2 separate regions of the Homo sapiens genome follow, and region 2 is linked to region 1. The links are chromatin loops, found by intact Hi-C in ENCODE. Cell type or tissue: mucosa of descending colon. All regions are shown on one strand. Links, peaks and the distances in the headings refer to the core of each region. The heading gives the core; the rest is flanking DNA. Region 1 overlaps CFAP77 (cilia and flagella associated protein 77). Region 2 overlaps CFAP77 (cilia and flagella associated protein 77).

Evidence for each region. Peaks named below come from ENCODE experiments on the same cell type or tissue, not always from the same donor. Only the 100,000 strongest peaks of a DNase experiment are listed, where the experiment ranks them.
Region 2: a loop joins it to region 1, with 4 times the contacts of the local background. A loop is called at or near these places in 2 of 110 quality-filtered maps.

Annotation. Positions count from the first base shown.
Region 1 is chr9:132,472,100-132,477,473 of GRCh38, forward strand. The region is part of intron 1 of CFAP77 (cilia and flagella associated protein 77); the gene reads left to right. Among named protein-coding and RNA genes, the nearest start is that of CFAP77, 65 kb to the left of the region's middle. In mucosa of descending colon, for the core only: no CTCF peak of the experiment used is centred there; no DNase peak of the experiment used is centred there.
Region 2 is chr9:132,532,627-132,538,000 of GRCh38, forward strand. CFAP77 (cilia and flagella associated protein 77) reads left to right here. Exons shown (of 6, transcript NM_001282957.2): 4 at 4,975-5,080. Among named protein-coding and RNA genes, the nearest start is that of BARHL1, 47 kb to the right of the region's middle. In mucosa of descending colon, for the core only: no CTCF peak of the experiment used is centred there; no DNase peak of the experiment used is centred there.

The DNA.
Region 1 (5,374 bases), core at 116-5,115:
ATGATTCCATCCCACCACCACATGTTTTCTCCTTTCTGTTACTCAGAAAACATCAAGTTTTAGGGATCAGGAATTGTGTCTCTCACTTCAATATTCCCAGCACTGGGCACAGTCTCTGGCACACATCTGACACTGGATATCATCTGTCAAATATGTGTTGAGTACTGGCACTCAGGGAGGTCTTTGTGAAGAGATGGACCAGTCATTTAGGAAGTAATTTTCAAGACTCTTTATTGTAGAATGCAAAAGCCATTCTATAATTAGCTGCATTGTGGCTAATCACATGACTGTTTCCACAGTCTACTTAGGCATAGCACAGTGATAAGTGTGCTCATGATGTAGGCAGGTGTGAACACAAACATAACCACCATCGTTGGCCAGGTGCATTGGCTCACGCCTGTAATCCCAATGCTTTGAGAGGCCGAGGTGGGAGGATGGATTGAGGCCAGGATTTCAAAACCAGCCTGGGCAGCATAGTGAGACCCGCATTTCTACAAACAAAATTTAAAAATTAGCTGGGCGTGGTGCAGCCATAGTGGTGCCTGTAGTCCCAGCTATGCAGGAGGCTGTGGCGGGAAGATCACTTGAGCCGAGGAGATCGAGGCTGCAGTGATCCATGACTGCACCACTGCACTCCAGCCTGGGTGACAAAGGCTGCACTCTAGCCTGTCTCTAAAACAAACAAACAAAAAACAATGGCTCGGATTAACTCAGTGTTTGCTGTGTGCCCGGCTCTGGGAAAGCATTTGTATTGAACCGTATGAAATTGCTTCTTTTTCCAGTTAGGGCCATGTCTTAGTCCGTTTTGTGTTGCTGTAAGTTAACACCTGAGGCACAGAGTGACTGATAAAGAAAAGAGGTTTATTTGGCTCTGCAGGCTGTACAAGACGCATGGCACCGGCATCTGCTCAGCTTCTGGTGAGAACCTCAGGCTGCTTCCACTCACAGCGGGAAGCAAAGGGGAGCCGGGGTGTGCAGGGACCCCTCTGTGAGAGGGAGTCAGGGGTTGGGGGAGGGAGGTTCCAGGCTCTTTTTAACAAACAGCTTCCAAGAAACTAACAGAGTGAGAACTCGTTCACCCCTAAGGGACGCATTAATCTGTTCACGAGGGATCTGCCTCCCACCCAAACACCTCCAACGTCATTCAGGATCAACTTTCAACACGAGGCTTGGGGGAGCAACCATCCAAACTATAGCAACCCGCAAAGTGGGCACTGTGGTATGGGTGCCAGGCATTCCCTCATCTAAGCGCCAGACACACCCTCAGAGGCAGTTACTATTTGGCCTCCCTATTTTACAGCTGGGGAGACTGAGGCAAAGAACAGTGATGTAACTTGATCCAGATCGTCCTGATGAGTAACAGAGCTTGGATTTCAACCCAGGCAAGTTGTAGTTCTCAAGTCCGGACACGGATTCCCTTCCAGACTGTATACTCATCAGGATACCTTCCTGTCTGTGGAGAGGGTGGTTCCAGGCCAAACCAGACGCGTGAAAGCCAGATGATCCCTAGTTGTGTCCCTGGAGCCTTCCCCAGTGCAGGCGAAGGGCAGCTCCTAGTCTCAACCAGAGCTGTCGCTGACCTTGGAGTTCTATTTTTTTTTGAGACAGAGTTTCACTCTTGTCACCCAGGCTGGAGCGCAATGGTGCGATCTCAGCTCACTACAACCTCTACCTCCCAGGTTCAAATGATTCTCCTGCCTCAGCCTCCCAAGTAGCTGGGATTACAGGCGTGCACCACCACGCCCGGCTAATTTTGTATTTTTAGTAGAGACAGAGTTTCACCATGTTGGCCAGGCTGGTCTCAAACTCCTGACTTCAGGTGATCCACCTGCCTCGGCCTCCCAAAGTGCTGGGGTTACAGGCGTGAGCCACCGCGCCTGGGCTGATCTTGGCTTTCTGAACACAGACTTCCCACTGATCACATTGCGTCCTCTCCTCACGAACCCGAGTCTATTTGCCGGCCCTAGAGATGTAGCTGGGGTGCCCTGCATGTGTCAAAAACTGTTTTATAGATTTTGGGTTGTCTCTTGTAAGGGTTTGCATCTAGAAAAAATCTTGCTTGATTAAAAACAAAGCTCATTGTGCATTTTCCAATCTGTATCTTTTTGCTTTGAGTAGAGAATACATGTGGTCTGGTGGGTGCCTTGCTCTGGAAGAGTGTGGTTTTCCAAGCCTCTGTTCTGTTTGGCTTTCTGTTGGACAGTCATACACTTACGAACGCCTCGGGACATCATTCATTTATTCACTCACTCACTCGTTCACCCAAACACGTAATTATAAAACTGCGACTCCGGATCCCTTCATCCCAGGAAGGAGCGTGACTCAAGTGAAATGGGATAAATGTGGGGGCTGGTGGGGCGCAGGGATGCGGCTAGTTCACATTGCTCAAGTATGCAGGGATCAAAGGCCACCGTTGGAATGTTCCAAGACCTTTGAAGCTTGCAACAAAGGGGTTTCTAAGAAAGTTCAGCCCTTAGGACCAGGGGGGGAATGCACAGATGGAGCTGCTGGGGGTTGGTGGCAGGGCCACTCAGTTCGGGTGGCGGCGGTAGAGAATGATTAGGGAATTACCAAGTTATTGACCAACAGGCACACAGGGCCAAAGGTTGAGAAGAAGGCAGGCAAAATGGTGCGCGTGACTCAGGGCAGGTTGTTTGGGGGGTATCAGAAATGCCTGGAGGAAGTTTTCTCTGAAATAGTCAAAATTGGATCCGACGGCTTATGTCTTTCCAACTGATCTACTAATCATATTTCTTCAAATTTTATATCCCTGACCCTTGTAAAAGGATTGCATTGAAGGCGTGTTTTAAGCTGCATTTTAATAAGTCAATAAGAAAGCTCAAAATTATTTAAAGCTTCTTAAAGAGGATTATATTTGATTTCTTGTGGGAATTCTGGGGTGTGGAAGAGAAAGAGGCTCAGTCCTTCTGAGGTTGTTTAACATGAAGGAAAATGCATCATTTCAGACAAAAACTTTTAACTGTTTTGTTGTTCCAATAGAGATGATTTAGGACAAGGAGACTTTCATTATCTGCTGGCTGCATTAACCGAGCCTGAGGTCTTCCAGCGAGAAGAAACTGCATTTTAAACTTTCCAGCAAATGTGAGGCCCTCCTTTGCAGTTTATTCCCTAACCTTTAAAATGAGAGTTTTCTGATATTCTGAAAAGGGCAGTTGGATTCCCCAGGTATCTGGAAGAGCCCAGCCTGGGTATCATGCATCTTGGGAAATAGACACTGGGCCTGAGCAGATGTTGAATTCTTGCTTTCTATGGCTGCATCTACCACTAGGCCCCTTCGCTAAGGCTGGTCTGCAGTTGGGAGCGTTACAGAACCCAGGCTGGTTCCAGGCCACAGTCTCCCTGCTGAGGGGATGCAGAGCCCACTTTGGGACTGAGCCGATAATCGTCTCTGAATTGCCTTCGTTTTTGCCAGTCTTGAATGCCTCAGTCAAGGGGTAAATCCACAGGAGTTAGGCAGGGAGAAGTGTCTCGGTTAGGAGCAGGAAGAACAAAGAAGCCACATGAAATTGGGCTGGCAGCTTTCCCTACATCCAATCAGCTTTGAAGATATTTGGGTCTGAAGAGCTCAAGCATCTTGCATTTGCCACAGAGGCCTGAGCATTGCTCTCCTAGTTCAGACTCTTGTCACCTCCACCTGGAGTGCAGAACCAGACTCCTGGGTACCCCCACCCTCTGCTTTCTCCTCTACCCCATCCTGTGCGCACTGGTAGTAGTCCAGCTTTCCCAAACTGCAGTACTGATCCTACCATGGCCATGGAACCACAACCATCCCTGGCTCCCTATTACCTCTCAAAGAAGATAGCCTGGCACAGCCTGGCCCCATGACTCACCTTCCGTCTGGTCTGCTGGATCATTTGCCGCTGCCTGCATTTCTGTCCAGGCTTTTCTGCCATCTTGGCCTGCTCTGTGAAATCCTGCACCATAGCTCTGCATTCAGCATTCCAAGTCTTTCTCGAATGCCACCTCTTCTGGGAGGTCTGGCCCGAGCCTGGCAGGCAGATGAGCTTGCTTCTCAGAGTTCTCGTGGCCTGTAAGACTTCCCTTGTGGCGTTCCTCTATGCCCAGCTGTTCTGTAAGTGTCTATCCTCTGCTTGGTCCTGGGGTTGGTTGCTTCCAGGAACACCCTCAAGATTGACTATCAGAAAAGTCTAACTCAACCCTTACTCACTGTGTCCCATACCGCATGCTCTGAGAAACCTTCCCCTAGTGACCCACCCTCCTCTTGTGGGGCTGGATGGTGAGCTGTCTTCAGTCTCTGGGTCCCCAGAACTTTGCTTATGTCTGTCTTCAAGCTCTGATCTTCCATCTCCCCACAAGCTGTAATAGGGGCACACAGGTGGTGTCTGTCTGAGCAGATGGGTGTAGCTCATCTAGATGCAGTGCTTGGTACTGGGATGGTTCCCACGAGGTGCTGGGTAATGAGTGCTGTGACCTTACTTGGAAATAGGGTCTTTGCAGAGGTGATCAAGTTAAGGCTCTCAAGATGATACCATACTGGATGTAGGGTGGGCCCTAAACCCAATGACTGGTGTTCTGACAAGAGAAAGGGGAGGGAGATTTGAGGCACAGAGACACACAGGGGAGAAGGCCATGTGGAAACAGAGGCAGAGATTGGAGTGATACAGCCACAAGCCAAGGAGCACCGCAGACTGCCAGCAACCACCAGCAGCCGGGAGAGAGGCCTGGAATGAGTCCCCCCTCGGAGCCCCAGAAGGAACCACTGCTGCTAACACCTTCATTTCAGACTTCTGGCTTCCGGAGCGGTGAGATTTCTGCTGCCTTCAGCCACCAAGGTGGTGGCGATTTGCTGCAGCAGCCACAAGAAACGGATACAGAGGCGATGGTTTGGGGCCAGGAATGCATGATCAGGTCTTCCCAGCCGCTGGTGCTGTGACGCCAACCTCCTCTGGTCTTGGGGCTGCCGGAGCTGCAAGCAGCCTCGTACATCTGCCTGTGTGTCTCGTGCCAGGCTGACTGGTTTCTCTGTGTGCCAGGATGCTCAGAAGCCTGGGAGGCACCAACAGTGGGGCCAGGATGAGGGACACCTAGTTGATTACTGAGCTCTGCCTCTGGCGATTAGCAAGGTGACCCTGGGCACATGTCACCTCTCTGACTAATCTGTAAACCCGGCACAAGAGTAGACCTGCTTCACAGGTCATAACGACGAGCCTTCTGTTCATTCATTCAGCAAAGATGCATTGAGCACCTACTACGTGCCAAGAACTACAGGCCCTGGAGACAGCGCAGTGAGCAAACCAGCCACCAAACCCCATCCCACAGAGCTTGTTTTAGGGAGAAGAGAAAGATGATGACCCAAATTCATCAGTAGAATACATAGCGAGTTGTTGATTGG
Region 2 (5,374 bases), core at 214-5,213, 61 kb after region 1:
CTGAGCTGTGTGACCCTGGGAGACGCTTCCCCTCTCAGCACCTCCATTTCCTCATTCTTTTTTCTGTGAAATTAAGTCACAGGGTAAGTTCTGAGGTTCTGACCCCTTCCTGGGGCATTTGCATCTTTGAAAAACACATAAACCAGGCGTGGTGGTTCACACCTGTGATCCCAACATTTTGGGAGGCAGAGGCAGGAGGATCACTTGAACTCAGGAGTTTGAGACCAGCCCGGGCAACATAGTGAGACCCATATCTCTACAAAAAATAAACAAAAAATTAGCCAGATATGGTGGCGCACGCCTGAGGTCCCAGCCACTTGGGAGGCCGAGAATATCAGATAAAAGCTGTGGATTCTCTCCCTAGATGAAAGTCTTTACATAGCTGCACAGAAATAATCGCCTGCACCTTCATGGGACTTTGGGAGGCTCAGAGCCTGGGGTTAGATCATCTCCAGGTCCTTAAGCCTTGAAGCATGAGGCCTGGATGCAGCGCCTCTAGGCGCCCTACGTGACTGAATCGGAGGTGCCCTGAACGAGATCCCACGGTGACCCAGGTGTATAGTTTGAGAAACGCTGCTCAAAGGGCCCTTCAGCTGCCGAAGACTCTTCATGTTCCGGTCACTGGCCGTGTTCTGGATACCGCTCATGGGAAAGGTGGTTCCCATCGATGTTTCCCAGTGTGTAGGCTGAGGAACCCCTGTGTACGAGTGTCCTGTGGCCAGTATCACAAATTACCATGAACTTGGTGGCTTACCCAACAGGAAATGATTCTCTCACAATTCTGGAGGCCAGAAGCATGAAACAGGAGTCAGCAGGCCCCGCTCCCTCCCAGGGCTCTAGCCGAGGACGCTTCCTGCCTCTTCCAGCTGCTGGCGGCTCCAGGCGTTTCTTGGTTTGGGGTTACAGGGTAGCTCACGTTATATTAGGTTGGTACAAAAGTAATTGCAGTTTTTTTCTATTGAAAGTAATTTGAGGCCAGGTGCAGTGGCTCACGCTTGTAATCCCAGCACTTTGGGAGGCCAAGGTGGGTGGATCACTTGAGGTCAACAGTTCAAGACCAGCCTGGCCAAATGGCCAAACCCCATCTCTTCTAAAAATGCAAAAATTAGCTGGGCATGGTGGTGGGCGCCTGGAGTCCCAGCTACTCGGGAGGTTGAGGAAGGAGAGTCACTCGAACCCAGGAGGTGGAGGTTGCAGTGAGCTGAGATCCCACCACTACACTCCAGCCTGGGCAACAGAGCGAGACTCTATCTCAAAAAGAAAAAAAAGGAAAAGAAAAAGAAGTAATTTGACAATGCTGGTCTAGAGGCTTGATTACATTCCAGTTTACGTTGGGTTTTTTCCCCGAACATGTTTGGTAGGCAGTCCAGCATCCCTCCTAGCATATCAGTTCTGGCACAGTATCTATTTGTCACTGTCAGTGATGTCAAGATTGATAACTGGGGTCAATTTTATGTTGTGTATATTTACCACAATAATAAAATGATGGTCATATAAAGGGCTGGTCATTTGGTTCAGCTGCTGCAGCATGACCCATCTGCTGGGAAGCTCCCCATCAGCCTCCACCTGATCATTTTAGCAGCCACAGATGAATGTTCCCTAGATCCATTATTTCATTAGGAGTCACAAAACACTGATTTTCCCACTAATTCTGTCATTCCTCCTGCATTTATGAGCTCTGGCTTTTCTATAAAGAACTTTTCCGGCCGGGCACGGTGGCTCATGCCTGTAATCCTAGCACTTTGGGAGGCTGAGGCGGGTGGATCACGAGGTCAGGAGATCAAGACCATCCTGGCTAACATGGTGAAACCCCACCTCTACTAAAAATATGAAAAATTAGCCAGGCGTGGTGGTGGGTGCCTGTAGTCCCAGCTACTCGGGAGGCTAAGGCAGGAGAATGGCGTGAACCCAGGAGGCGGAGCTTGCAGTGAGCTGAGATCTGCCACTGCACTCCAGCCTGAGCAACAGAGCGAGACTCTGTCTCAAAAAAAAAAAAAAAAAAAAAGAACTTTCCCTTATCGCCTATTTGATTACCCCAGGATGCAGTTTGTACTAGAAAGGCAGGGAAATGTTCTGTTATTTATTTTCAGAATAATGATTTTGTGGCCCAGCAACCTCCAAACTGCACAAGGAGGTTTTCCTTTTTTCCCACCAGAATTATGCATATATATCCATATGTCATATAGAGAGTGCTGTATGATGGATTTCAACTCACGGCCATTGTTATTCTGTCTAATGCTCAAATTGTCCTGTCTTTGGCAAATTTGGGCTGGCCCCTGTGGTCCATTACCATGTCTCCCAGTAGCCTCTGACAGCCTTCTTGCTTCTGGCATGGGGACCTCCTGGGCACAGAGATCAGCCATTTCTCCAGTGATCCCCGGTTCTTTTGAGCAGAGAATGGCACTTAGAGACCACAGTCTGGGCACTAGGGGTGCTCACTGCTACTGAGTTGTTGTCACTTCTAGACTTTTACAGTGGACAGAGATAGGGATAGGAAACATGTTACTTTTTATCAAGAGGAAAACTAATGAGTTGATAATGATATTTACAATTCAAATTTAAAATTACACAGGTTTTTTTCTACTTCTTTGATTTTATATAGGTATTTCTTTTCTCCTAATGACATTTATATAATTACTAATTTGCTTTATCCTGGAATGTATACATAATAGTTTCAAACTAACAATATCAACATTATTATTAGCAACAAGGACACAGCTTCAGATTTCCTCATGGTTCTTTTTATCCTCGGGATATCTTACGCTAGGGATATTCTGCCCAAATCTCTTTTAAAGTCACTTGAAGCTGGGCGAGGTGGCTCACGCCTGTAATCCCAACACTTTAGGAGGCCGAGGTGGGCAGATCACTTGAGGTCAGGAGTTTGAGACCAGCCTAGTCAACATAGCAAAACCCTGTCTCTACTAAAGATACAAAAAATTAGCTGGGTGTGGTGGCTGGTGCCTGTGATCCCAGCTGCTCAGGAGGCTGAGGTGGGAGAATCACTTGAACCTGGGAGGCAAGGTTGCAGTGAGCTGAGATTGCATCACTGCACTCCAGACTGGGTGGCAGCGTGAGACTCCACCTCAATAAATAAATAAATAAATAAATAAATAAATAAATAAAGTCACTTGAAATCATCTGTGGTTATGCCACAACTTGACATACAATTAGGTTCATTTGCTTTCTCCTGTTGTTATTTGGGGTAGATGCTAATCCTTTCTCTTTAATTTTTTCATAATTAGCAAAAAAACCATTTTTTATGTTTCCAAAGTCAAAACTATAACACAAAGTCTATTCAAAAAGTTCTAGCTTTCCTTTCTGTCATTTCCTTCCTGTTCTCTCCCTCATTCTACAGGTAGCTTCTTAGTTAATAAGTTTGGTTTATCTTTTCATTTTCTTCCTCATGAAAATAGAAATATATGTATATGCATCATATATATATGATATACATCATAAATTCTAGATATCTATCTTATATATATGGGGGCATCCTATGGGACTGGTTAGGGGTGCTTATTTAGTTTTCTCTGGTTGGTTCTAAGCTCCAAGTGGGTACAAAACTTAGGGGAGCTGGGAGTTATTAACCAAGTCCTGGACATTCTGGGTTGGCTGTTTCAAGGTTATTCTTTGGCTTCCTGGCCTGTTGGTAGAGACCACAGTCTGACTTCCTACAAGTCTGGCATAGCAGGTGGCTTCCTGGGCTGGTTACTGTACAAAATGGGCTGGTTTCCTGGCCTAGCTGCTGCAGATTGTGGCTCATAGTTCTTTTTTTTTTTTTTTTTTTGGAGACAGAGTCTTGCTATGTTGCCCAGGCTGGAGTGCAGTGACGTGATCTTGGCTCACTGCAACATTCATCTCCCAGGTTCAAGCAATTCTCCTGTCTCAGCCTCCCTACTAGTTGGGATTACAGGCACACGCCACCACACCCAGCTAATGTTTGTATTTTTAGTAGAGACAGGGCTTCACCATGTTGGCCAGGCTGGTGGCAAACTCCTGACCTCAGGTGATCCACCTGCCTCGGCCTCCCAAAGTGCTGGGATTACAGGTGTGAGCCACTGCACCCAGCCCATAGTTCTACTTTTATATGTGGTTTGGCCATTGTCCATTTGGATATTCCGTCTCTCAACCTGTTTAGAGATTAGGTCCCACCTGGGAGCAGTTGGCCATTCGCTGCTACAGAGGCTTGTGGCTGAGCGGGTCTGCCTTGCGGTGCTTCCCGTGCTGCTCTGGGATTTTACCCTTCTCATCTGTAAGATGGGAATAATACTAGTATCCATTTTCCTGTTGGGAAGGGGTGGAGCATACAAAATGCCTAGGGTAAGTGCTCCTTGGCTGGAAATCGTTGTCAAAGGGAACCAGAGCCAGACACTGATTAAAGGTGGTAAAGACATTTTATTCAATACTATTGCAAAAGGGGAGAGGCTTCAGTATAGAACTGAGTTCAGTTCCAGATACAACAGAAGTGGGGATGTTTAGCTGAGGAGCCAAGGGAGGGGCGGGGTCAGTGGATGGAAAATTACTAAGAGGAGACATCAAGGCAGGAAGATCCTTGCTAAAGGCAGGCCAAGGTCATCAGATATCAGGGGTGCAGGTGAGGAACTTAATCAGCTGTCAAGGGTAATCAGATGTGAAGGGGTGGGGAATCAACGTAGCGGGACTCTTGGCTACAACTGGCTTCAGCAGGCCAAGGAAGGGCCCAGGGATGAGTCCTAGTGAGAAAGAGCTCAGAGGACCAGACCTCTAACGTCTGGTCAAGGAGGGAGTCCTACCACCGTCCCAGGCCCACCACTCATCAGCCTATGTGAGGGACCTGTTTCGTGGCTTTTGAGCGCTGGGAGAGAGGCTTTCACAGAGGTGGGAGTGATGTACCCCACAGCCCCTGACGTTTAGGAGGCTCCCGGGGGCGGGCGGTGGGGAGCGGGTGCCTCTGGTCTTTCCGGGGCCTCAAGCTCTGTCTGGACTTCTTCCCTCCAGGCCTTCCACACCCTTCTTTGATCTGCTGCAGCACCGGTACCTGCAGCTGTGGGTACAGGAACAAAAGGCCACCCAGAAAGCCATCAAACTGGAGAAGAAGCAGAAGGTAAATGCAGCCCTCGCTCCCAAGTTGACAGCTGATGGGGTGGAGAAGAGAGAAGGGCTGGCCAGGGCCAAGCATCGAGATGACACTTGTGTATGTTTGTCATTGGGGATGAGTGGGAAATCAGGTTGCATCTTCTGCCCAGCATCAGAGAATCTACAGCTGAAAGCATCTTGGTGATTATCCAGTTCCTACCCTACCTAAGCTCAGAGCGTAGAGGAGATGGGTCCGGGCCATCAGTCAATAGGCCCTGTGTGACCCTGAGCGGGGATGAGAACCCAGCTGTCCTGACTCCTA